2 separate regions of the Homo sapiens genome follow, and region 2 is linked to region 1. A link is an interaction called in ENCODE POLR2A ChIA-PET data of the cell type or tissue named here. Cell type or tissue: K562. All regions are shown on one strand. Each heading gives the region's core, and the rest is flanking DNA. Links, peaks and the distances in the headings are about the cores only.

The links. Peaks named below come from ENCODE experiments on the same cell type or tissue, not always from the same donor. Only the 100,000 strongest peaks of a DNase experiment are listed, where the experiment ranks them.
Region 2: POLR2A ChIA-PET joins it to region 1 with 5 read pairs; 2 of 35 experiments call an interaction of 5 or more read pairs at or near these places.

The regions. Positions count from the first base shown.
Region 1 is chr11:67,618,389-67,623,755 of GRCh38, forward strand. It overlaps LOC124902696 (a long non-coding RNA gene), which reads left to right and starts at 1,551. Exons shown (of 2, transcript XR_007062741.1): 1 at 1,551-2,148. RefSeq lists enhancers at 633-1,506, 2,804-3,386, 3,387-3,968. In K562, for the core only: no CTCF peak of the experiment used is centred there; no DNase peak of the experiment used is centred there; H3K4me3 peaks cover 840 bases.
Region 2 is chr11:67,068,621-67,073,987 of GRCh38, forward strand. It overlaps RHOD (ras homolog family member D), which reads left to right. Exons shown (of 5, transcript NM_014578.4): 4 at 1,805-1,939; 5 at 2,815-3,397. The coding sequence ends at 2,982. Among named protein-coding and RNA genes, the nearest start is that of RHOD, 14 kb to the left of the region's middle. RefSeq lists an enhancer at 5,301-5,367. In K562, for the core only: a CTCF peak has its summit at 3,282 (motif pointing left); a DNase peak (open chromatin) is centred at 3,271; H3K27me3 peaks cover 601 bases.

The sequences.
Region 1 (5,367 bases), core at 170-5,169:
TGCAGGTTTTTTTTTTTTTTTTTTTTCCTTTAAGATAGGATCTCACTCTGTCGCCCAGGCTGGAGTGCAGTGGCACAATCTCAGTTCACTGCAGCCTCTGCCCCCTGGGCTCTAGCGATCTTCCCCCCTCAGCTTCTTGAGTAGTTGGGACTACAGCGTGCACCACCATGCCTGGCTAATTTTTTTGTATTTCTGTACAGATGGGGTTTCACTACATTGGCCAGGCCGGTCTTGAACTCCTGAAGTCACGGTGGCCCGCCTTGGCCAACCAAAGTGCTGGGATTACAGGCATGAGCCATGACGTCTGGCTCACTTCAGGTTTTTACAGGCCATTTTGAGTTGATTTTTGTCTAAAGTGGGAACCTCAATTGTTCTTTGGGAACCACTGCTTCTCAGTCCAGGGAGTTCCCTCCTACCCAGGCAAGCATCCCAGATTCTATCCATCAATGTACTGTAAATCCAACTGAGAGGTGACAGCGTGCGGGCAGTCCTCATAGCCCTCGCTCGCTCGCTCTCGGCGCCTCCTCTGCCTGGGCTCCCACTTTGGCAGCACTTGAGGAGTGCTTCAGCCCACCGCTGCACTGTGGGAGCCCCTTTCTAGGCTGGCCAAGGCCGGAGCCGGCTCCCTCAGCTTGCAGGGAGGTGTGGAGGGAGAGGCGCCGGGAACCGGGGCTGCGCGTGGCGCTTGCGGGCCAGCTGGAGTTCCGGGTGGGCGTGGGCTTGGCGGGCCCCGCACTCGCCGCAGCCAGCCGGCCCTGCCGGCCCCGGGCAATGAGGGGCTTAGCACCCGGGCCAGCGGCTGTGGAGGGTGTACTGGGTCCCCCAGCAGTGCCAGCCCACCGGTGCTGCGCTTGATTTCTCGCCGGGCCTTAGCTGCCTTCCTGCGGGGCAGGGCTCAGGACCTGCAGCCCGCCATGCCTGAGCCTCCCACCCCCTCCGTGGGCTCCTGTGTGGCCCGAGCCTCCCCGATGAGCGCCGCCCCCTGCTCCATGGCGCCCAGTCCCATCGACCACCCAAGGGGTGAGGAGTGCGGGTGCATGGCGCGGGACTGGCAGGCAGCTCCATCTGCAGCACCGGTGCAGGATCCACTGGGTGAAGCCAGCTGAGCTCCTGAGTCTGGTGAGGATATGGGGAACCTTTGTATCTAGCTCAGGGATTGTAAATACACCAATCAGCACCCTGTGTCTAGCTCAGGGTTTGTGAATGCACCAGTGGACAATCTGTATCTAGCTACTCTGGTGGGGCCTTGGAGAACCTTTATGTCTAGCTCAGGGATTGTAAATACACCAATCGGCACTCTGTATCTAACTCAAGGTTTGTAAATACACCAATCAGCACCCTGTGTCTAGCTCAGGGTTTGTGAATGCACCAACGGACACTCTGTATCTAGCTACCCTGGTGGGGACTTGGAGAACCGTTGTGTCGACACTCTGTATCTAACTAATCTGGTGGGGACTTGGAGAACCTTTGTGTCTAGCTCAGGGATTGTAAACGCACCAATCAGCGCCCTGTCAAAACAAACCACTTGTCTCTACCAATCAGCAGGACGTGGGTGGGGCCAGATAAGAGAATAAAAGCAGGCTGCCCAAGCCAGCAGTGGCAACCCGCTTGGGTCCCCTTCCACACTGTGGAAGCTTTGTTCTTTCACTCTTTGCAATAAATCTTGCTACTGTTCACTCTTTGGGTCCACACTGCTTTTATGAGCTATAACACTCACCGCAAAGGTCTGCAGCTTCACTCCTGAAGCCAGCGAGACCACAAGCCCACTGGGAGGAACGAACAACTCCAGGCGCGCAATGAACAACTCCAGGCGCGCCGCCTTAAGAGCTGTAACACTCACCGCGAAGGTCTGCAGTTTCACTCCTAAGCCAGCGAGACCACGAACCCACCAGAAGGAAGAAACTCCAAACACATCTGAACATTAGAAGGAACAAACTCCAGATGCGCCACCTTAAGAGCTGTAACACTCACCGCGAGGGTCCACGGCTTCATTCTTGAAGTCAGTGAGAGACCAAGAACCCACCAATTCCGGACACATTTTGGCGACCATGAAGGGACTTTCGCCTATTGCCAAGCGGTGAGACAATCGCTGAGCAGTGAGACCATCACCTATTGCCGAGCGGTGAGACCATTGCCTATCGCCAAGCAGTGAGTACCATTGGACCCCTTTCGCTTGCTATTCTGTCCTATCTTTCCTTAGAATTCGGGGGCTAAATACCAGGCACCTGTCGGCCAGTTAAAAGTGACTAGCGTGGCCGCTGGACTAAAGACATGGGTGTCAGACTTTCTGGGAAAGAGCTCTCTAACAACCCCCGACTCTTCGGAGTTGGGACCGTTGGTTTGCCTAGAACCAGCTTCCGCTTTTCCTGTACTTCTGGGCTGAGCCGAGGGTCGACAGAGAGGAAGGCCATGCAGCTCTGGGGTCCTGACAACATGATGGTTGACCCCGCGGCCATGAGCAGAACTCTCAAAAGCATGTCGCCCAAGCGAGACCCGCCCATCTATCCTATCTATCCTGACCCTAGCCCCCTGGGTCCTAATGCCTGCCAGACAAACTTCCTCTTGCCTCCCTTCTCTGAGGTTAGACCCACTTCTAAAAATTGCTACCTGTCTCTGGTGCTTTTCTAGTTTCTCCGATAAGAATGATTTCTAGTATAAACTCCAGGACTCTGTTACCTTCTTTAGGCACCTGGGCTCACCAATCAGAAAGACATAATTTTTGCCCAAAGCCCCATCGTAGTGGGGACTACCTGGAATTTTAGGATCCCTCCTCACACTGACAGGCCTAACAAAAGCTATTCCTGAAGCTAGGATATGGGGAGCCTCAGAAATTGTATCCTTCCTATTCATATAAGTTAGGACAAAAGATGTCACTCTTCCAACCCTGGAGACCCCTTCCCTCCTTCAGGGTATGGCCCTCCACTTCATTTTTGGGGCATAACATCTTTATAGGACAGGGGTAAAGTCCCAATACTAACAGGAGAATGCTTAGGACTCTAACAGGTTTTTGAGAATGCGTCGGTAAGGGCCACTAAATCCGATTTTTCTCGGTCGGTCCTCCTTGTGGTCTAGGAGGACAGGCAAGGGTGCAGGTTTTCGAGAATGCGTCGGCAAGGACCACTAAATCCGACCTTCCTCGGTCCTCCATGTGGTCTGGGAGGAAAACTAGTGTTTCTGCTGCCGCGTCGGTAAGCGCAACTATTCCGATCAGCAGGGTCCAGGGACCGTTGCGGGTTCTTGGGCAGGGGTTGTTTCTGCTGCTGCGTCAGTGAGCGCAACTATTCCGATCAACAGGGTCCAGGGACTGTTGCGGGTTCTTGGGCAGGGGGAGAAACAAAACAAACCAAAACCGTGGGTGGTTTTGTCTTTCAGATGGGAAACACTCAGGCATCAACAGGCTCACCCTTGAAATGCATCCTAAGCCATTGGGACCAATTTGACCCACAAACCCTGAAAAAGAGGCGGCTCATTTTTTTCTGCACTGCGGCTTGGCCCCAATATTCTCTTTCTGATGGGGAAAAATGGCCACCTGCGGGAAGTACAAATTACAATACCATCCTGCAGCTTGATCTTTTCTGTAAGAGGGAAGGCAAATGGAGTGAAATACCTTATGCCCAAGCTTTCTTTTCATTGAGGGAGAATACACAACTATGCAAAGCTTGCCATTTACATCCCAAAGGAGGACCTCTCGGCTTACCCCCATATCCCAGCCTCCCTATAGCTCCCCTTCCTATTAATGATAATCCTCCTCTAATCTCCCCTGCCCAGAAGGAAATAAGCAAAGAGGTCTCCAAAGGACCACAAACCCCCCCGGGCTGTCAGTTGTGTCCCCTTCAAGTTGTAGGGGGAGGGGAATTTGGCCCAACCCGGGTACATGTCCCCTTCTCCCTCTCTGATTTAAAGCAGATCAAGGCAGACCTGGGGAAGTTTTCAGATGATCCTGATAGGTACATAGATGTCCTACAGGGTCTAGGGCAAACCTTTGACCTCACTTGGAGAGATGTCATGCTACTGTTAGATCAAACCCTGGCCTTTAATGAAAAGAATGCGGCTTTAGCTGCAGCCCGAGAGTTTGGAGATACCTGGTATCTTAGTCAAGTAAATGATAGAATGACAGCCGTAGAAAGGGACAAATTCCCTACCGGTCAGCAAGCCATCCCCAGTATGGATCCCAACTGGGACCTTGACTCAGATCATGGGGACTGGAGTTGTAAACATCTGTTGACCTGTGTTCTAGAAGGACTAAGGAGAATTAGAAAAAAGCCCATGAATTATTCAGTGATGTCCACCATAACTCAGGGAAAGGAAGAAAATCCTTCTGCCTTCCTCGAGCGGCTATGAGAGGCCTTAAGAAAATATACTCCCCTGTCACCCAAATCACTTGAGGGTCAATTGATTCTAAAAGATAAGTTTATTACCCAATCAGCTGCAGATATCAGGAGAAAGCTCCAAAAGCAAGCCCTGGGCCCTGAACAAAATCTAGAGACATTATTAAACCTGGCAACCTCGGTGTTCTATAATAGGGACCAAGAGGAACAGGTCCAAAAGGAAAAGCGAGATCAGAGAAAGGCCGCAGCCTTAGTCATGGCCCTCAGACAAACAAACCTTGGTGGTTCAGAGAGGACAGAACATGAAGCAGGCCAATCACCTGGTAAGGCTTGTTATCAGTGTGGTTTACTGGGACACTTTAAAAAAGATTGTCCAATGAGAAACAAGCTGCCCCCTCGTCCGTGTCCACTATGCTGAGGCAATCACTGGAAGGTGCACTGCCCCAGAGGATGAAGGTTCCCTGGGTCAGAAGCCCCCAGCCAGACGATCCAACAACAGGACTGAGGGTGCCTGGGGCAAGCGCCAGCTCATGTCATCACCCTCACTGAGCCCCGGGTATGTTTAACTATTGAGGGCCAGGAAATTGACTTCCTCCTGGACACTGGCGCGGCCTTCTCAGTGTTAATCTCCTGTCCTGGACGACTCTCCTCAAGGTCCATTACCATCCAAGGAATCCTGGGACAGCCTGTAACCAGGTATTTCTCCCACCTCCTCAGTTGTAATTGGGAGACTTTGCTCTTTTCACATGCCTTTCTTGTTATGCCTGAAAGTCCCACACCCTTATTAGGGAGGGATATATTAGCCAAGGCTGGAGCTATTATCTACATGAATATGGGGAACAAGTTACCCATTTGTTGTCCCCTACTTGAGGAGGGAATCAACCCTGAAGTCTGGGCATTGGAAGGACAATTTGGAAGGGCAAAAAATGCCCACCCAGTCCAAATCAGGTTAAAAGATCCCACCACTTTTCCTTATCAAAGGCAATATCCCTTAAGGCCTGAAGCTCATAAAGGATTACAGAATATTGTTAAACATTTG
Region 2 (5,367 bases), core at 263-5,262, 550 kb before region 1:
AACATGGTGAAACCCCGTTGCTACTAAAAATACAAAAATTAGCCGGGCGTGGTGGCACATGCCTATAACCCAGCTACTTGGGAGGCTGAGGCAGGAGAATTGCTTGAACCCGGGAGGCGGAGGTTGCAGTGAGCCAAGATCGCACCACTGCACTCCAGTCTGGGCGACAGAGCGGGACTGTCTCAAAAAAGAGAGGATTCACTGCTGGGTTCAGTGGGAGCCACCAAGGAAACCTTTCTCATGGGCAGTTTCGGTGGATGCGGGGGTGTGGGGAATCTGCCAGGGACCCCACAAAGGCCCCATTTGCTTCCAGGAATGAGGTAGTTTGATGCCAATTTTTGTTTGTTTGTTTGTTTGTTTGTTTTGAGACAGAGTCTCACTCTGTCTCCCAGGCTGGAGTGCAGTGGTACAATCTGGGCTCACTGCAACCTCCACCTCCTGGGTTCAAGCGATTCTCCTGCCTCAGCCTCCCGAGTAGCTAGGATTGCAGGCTTGAGCCACCAAGCCCGGCTGATGCCAATTTTTATCAGGCAAGTTTCATGCCCAAACCAGCCGACTTCAGCCGACTTAGTGCTCCTGGAGATAGGAAGCCCCCTCCCGGGATCCCCGGCTCCCCAGCTGTAGTCCAGGCTGAAAGAACTCGGCCCTGGTGGCCTCACATTCTGCAGAGCAGCCCTCCCTCCACCAGGCAAGCAGTTGAGGCAGACAGCTGCTGCAACCATTTTGTGAGCAGATTTATTTATTTATTATTTTTTTGAGACGGAGTCTCACTCTGTAGCCCAGGCTGGAGTGCAGTGGCTCCATCTCAGCTCACTGCAACCTCCGCCTCCCAGGTTCAAGCGATTCTCCTGCCTCAGCCTCCAGAGTAGCTGGGACTACAGGTGCACGCCACCACGCCCAGCTAATTTTTGTATTTTTAGTAGAGACGGGGTTTCCCCTTGTTGGCCAGGCTGGTCTCGAACTCCTGACCTCAGGTGATCTGCCTGCCCTCAGCCTCCCAAAGTGCTGGGATTACAGGCGTGAGCCACCGAGCCCGGCCTGGATTGATTGATTTATTTTTATCTTTTTAATTGATTTATTTATTTATTTTGAGATGGAGTTTCACTCTGTCGCCCAGGCTGGAATGCAGTGGCGCGATCTCAGCTCCCTGCAACCTCCGCCTCCCAGGTTCATGCCATTCTCCTGCCTCAGCCTCCCGAGCAGCTGGGATTACAGGCACCCGCCATCATGCCCACCTAAATTTTGTATTTTTACTAGAGACAGGGTTTCACTGTTGGCCAGGCTGGTCTCAAACTCCTGACCTCAGGTGTTCCACCTGCCTCAGGCTCCCAAAGTGCTGGGATTACAGGCGTGAGCCACCACACCTGGCCCAGATTTGTTTTTAAAGGATCCCTTACTTCCTTATATGTTTTGCTCAGTTTGGTGGGTGTCCATGAGGGCCCTTACCCTGCAGAGAGGAAAGATTCTAGAACGGCAGGAGCAGGGTTCTGAGCCCCACCCCCAGGCTCAAATCCTGCCATTTCCAGCCAAGGCCAAGTTACATCGCCTTTCTGTGCCTCAGTTACCGCACCTGTACAGTGGGATTGGTTGTGAACTTGCTGCCACGGCCTCGGGGAATTAATGGGTCCATACGTGTAAATTCTTAGATGAGGTTCTGGTACCAAATAGTTTCTCCCTAGGTGCTGGCTTTGCTGATTATCCATATCAGAGCTCAGGCTGGGGAGCAAGAGAGTGGTCCACTGAGAGGGCCAGAACTCTCCAGGGCTCACACATGCCCCCCACATGCCCCCTCGCCCCCCTGCAGTGGTACCCAGAAGTGAATCATTTCTGCAAGAAGGTACCCATCATCGTCGTGGGCTGCAAGACTGACCTGCGCAAGGACAAATCACTGGTGAACAAGCTCCGAAGAAACGGATTGGAGCCTGTGACCTACCACAGGGTAGGAAACCCAGCCCGAGGTGGGAGTTGGGGAGGACTGAGTGAGGGGACCTCTGGATGCCTCTCAGTGGCACCAGGTGTCCAGAACGCTCAGGGTGTAGGTCAGAGCTGCGGTCGTCTTAGAGGCTGTCAGAGGTCAGAAACTTCCAGCACTTAGAAATGGTCCCTAGAATATTCTGGGAGCCTCCACAGGCAAAAGGGAGAACAAGGAAGTAGGCATATCAGAGTCAGTTCCACCACCAACCTGAGACCCAGAGAGGGGGCCCAGGCAGGCACCCACATATTCAGACCGTGGGTCCCTCTCTGCTACACGTCTGGGTTCATGGGAAGTTCATTTCTTGGTGCCTTGAGAGGCAAAGAGGCCCAGAACGGAGGTTAAAAACAACGAAGGCTGGCAGGGCGCAGGGGCTCACGCCTGTAATCCCAGCACTTGGGAGGCCGAGGTGGGTGGATCACTTGAAGTCAGGAGTTCGAGACCAGCCAGGGCAAAATAGCGAGACCCTGTCTCTACCAAAAATACAAAAAATTAGCCAAGTGGTGTGGTGGCGGGTGCCTGTAGTCCTAGCTACTCTGGAGGCAGAGGCAGGAGAATCACTTGAACCCGGTTGGAGGAGCTGCAGTGAGCTGAGATCGCACCACTGCACTCCAGCCTGGACGACAGAGCAAGACTCCGTCTCAAAAAAATAATAATAATAAAAATAAAGAAAAGAAAAACAAACATGATGAAGTGCATGAGGGCGCTTGGGCAAGCAGGGATACGGGAGCCATGGGTGCTCCGCAGACCCCACCTTCCACTCTTGTCCGGGAAAAGGAAGCGAGAACGTGAGGCCTGCCCAGTGCCCCCTTCACCGCAGCCCCATCCACCTCTCCCTCTAGGGCCAGGAGATGGCGAGGTCCGTGGGCGCGGTGGCCTACCTCGAGTGCTCGGCTCGGCTCCATGACAACGTCCACGCCGTCTTCCAGGAGGCCGCCGAGGTGGCCCTCAGCAGCCGCGGTCGCAACTTCTGGCGGCGGATTACCCAGGGCTTTTGCGTGGTGACCTGAGCGGCTCGGGGCGTCCCAGCGACGCGGGAAGGGGCAGGGCGCTGACCTGCTGCTGAGCTGGCTGGGCTGGACCCGGTCCCTAGGCTGTGACCGCCGAACTCCACTGCAACAGACGGGCGCCACCAAAGCCAGGCCCTGAGGCCTGGGAGTCCTGGACTGAGAAAGGGGGTTCCTGGGCCCACCTGCTCTGTGTAGGGCTCGTCCTGCGGTGCCCGAGAATCACTCGCTAACCCCTATGCCCGGTCCCGGACCGACATCCTGGAGCCGCCTGTGCAGCCTGATGCCCCCTCGTGGCTGCTCCCAGGGCTGCACCTGCCAGGACCTAATGTTCTTAGGTCCCTCTGGCCAGAACCCACACCCGGCCCCTTCCCACCTGTCATACTGGTAACTGTAACAAGAAAAACGACATCACTTATCATTGTGTCGTGCCTCTTTTTTCTGTTTTCTTTTTTTTGAGACGGAGTCTCGTTCTATCGCCCAGGCTGGAGTGCAGTGGCGCATTTCAGCTCACTGCAACCTGTGCCTCCTGGGTTCAAGCGATTCTCCTGTCTCAGCCTCCTGAGTAGCTGGGATTACAGGCGCGCGCCACCACACCCGGATAATTTTTGTATTTTCTTTAGCAGAGACGGGGTTTCACCATGTTGGTGAGGCTGGTCTCGAACTCCTGACCTCATGATCCACCCGCCTCGGCCTCCCAAAGTGCTGGGATTACAGCCATGAGCCACCACGCCCTGCCTATGCCTCTTGTTTCAAGGTGTCTTTACACACACGTTCCAAGGTAGGTAAAAGCCCACCCCATCTAGGCACTGGGATGGGACTGCTTGGATCCAAACCAGCTTTATTGCTTCCACGACCTTGGGCAAGTTCTTCTGGGCCTCAGCTTCCTCACCTGTGAAATGGATCACAGACTAAGCCATGGAACTTTCGGATGAGTAAGAGGGTCATGAGGACCAACACACGCAAAGAGCTTAGTAGGTGCCTAGCACGCAGTAAGTGCTCACAAAAGGTTCGGCCAGGGCCGAGCACAGTGACTCATGCCTGTAATCCCAGCACTTTGGGAGGCCGACGTGGGTGGATCACGAGGTCAGGAGTTTGAGACCAGCCTGACCAACATGGTGAAACCCCCATCTCTACTAAAAATACAAAAATTAGCCAGGCGTGGTGGCCCACACCTGTAATCCCAGCTACTCCAGAGGCTGAGGCAGGAGAATAGGTTGCAGTGAGCCGAGATCACACCACTGCACTCCAGCCCAGGCAACACAACGAGACTCCTTCTCAAAAAAAAAAAAGGTGTAGCCAGGTGCTGTGGCACACCTGTCCCAGCCACGATTGTACCAGTGCACTCCAGCTTGGGCTACAAAGCAGAAAAAAAAAAAAAAAAAGAAAAAAAAGTGGCCGGGTGTGTTGGCTTACGCCTGTAATTCCAACACTTTGGGAGGCTGAGGCGGATGGATCACCTGAGGTCAGGAGTTCGAGACCAGCCTAGTGGTCACATGGTGAAACCCGGTCTCTACTAAAAATATAAAAATTAGTTGGATGTGGTGGTACGTCCCTGTAATCCCAGCTACTTGGGAGGCTGAGGCTGGAGAATCACTTGAATCCGGGAAGTGGAAGTTGCAGTGAGCTGAGATCACGCCACTGCACTCCAGCCTGGGTGACAGAGCGAGACTCTGTCAAAAAAAAAAAAAAAAAAAAAAAAAAAAAAGGATCTTGACTTCTGACTTCAGAGCAGTTGAGGCTTGTGCAAGAAGAAAAATCTGCAAGAAGTCTGCATAAAAAGCATAACAGCAAAACCATCAAGGGCTCCAAGAACACAGGGAAGTTACAGAGGAGAGCTGTCTGAGCTAGGTTAAGCTCACTAGGCTTGGGGAGAATAGGGAAGAATATTCTGGGTGCAGGGTATGCTTAGGGGAAGAGCAATCAGGCTGGAAATGGAAGCTGGGAAAAGTTGTTTCCCATCCCTGAGCAGGTGAGATTAAAAGTTCAGTGGGGCCTGGTGTGGTGGCTCGCGCCTGTAATCCCAGCACTTTGGGAGGCTGAGAAGGGTAGATCACCTGAGGTCAGGAGTTCGAGACCAGCCTGGACAACATGTTGAAACCCCATCTCTACTAAAAATACAAAAAAATTAGCTGGGCATGGTGGTGGGCACCTGTAAACCCAGCTACTCAGGAGGCTGAGGAAGGAGAATCACTTGAACCCGGGAGGCGGAGGTTGCAGTAAGCCGAGATCACGCCACTGCACTCCAGACTGGGCAACAAGAGCAAAACTCTGTCTCAAAAAAGAACCATAACAATAAATTAATAAATAATAATAATTTAAAAATAAAATATATAAATAATAAAAATTTTAAAAAAAGAAACCTCACAGTGGGGACTGGAATCTAGG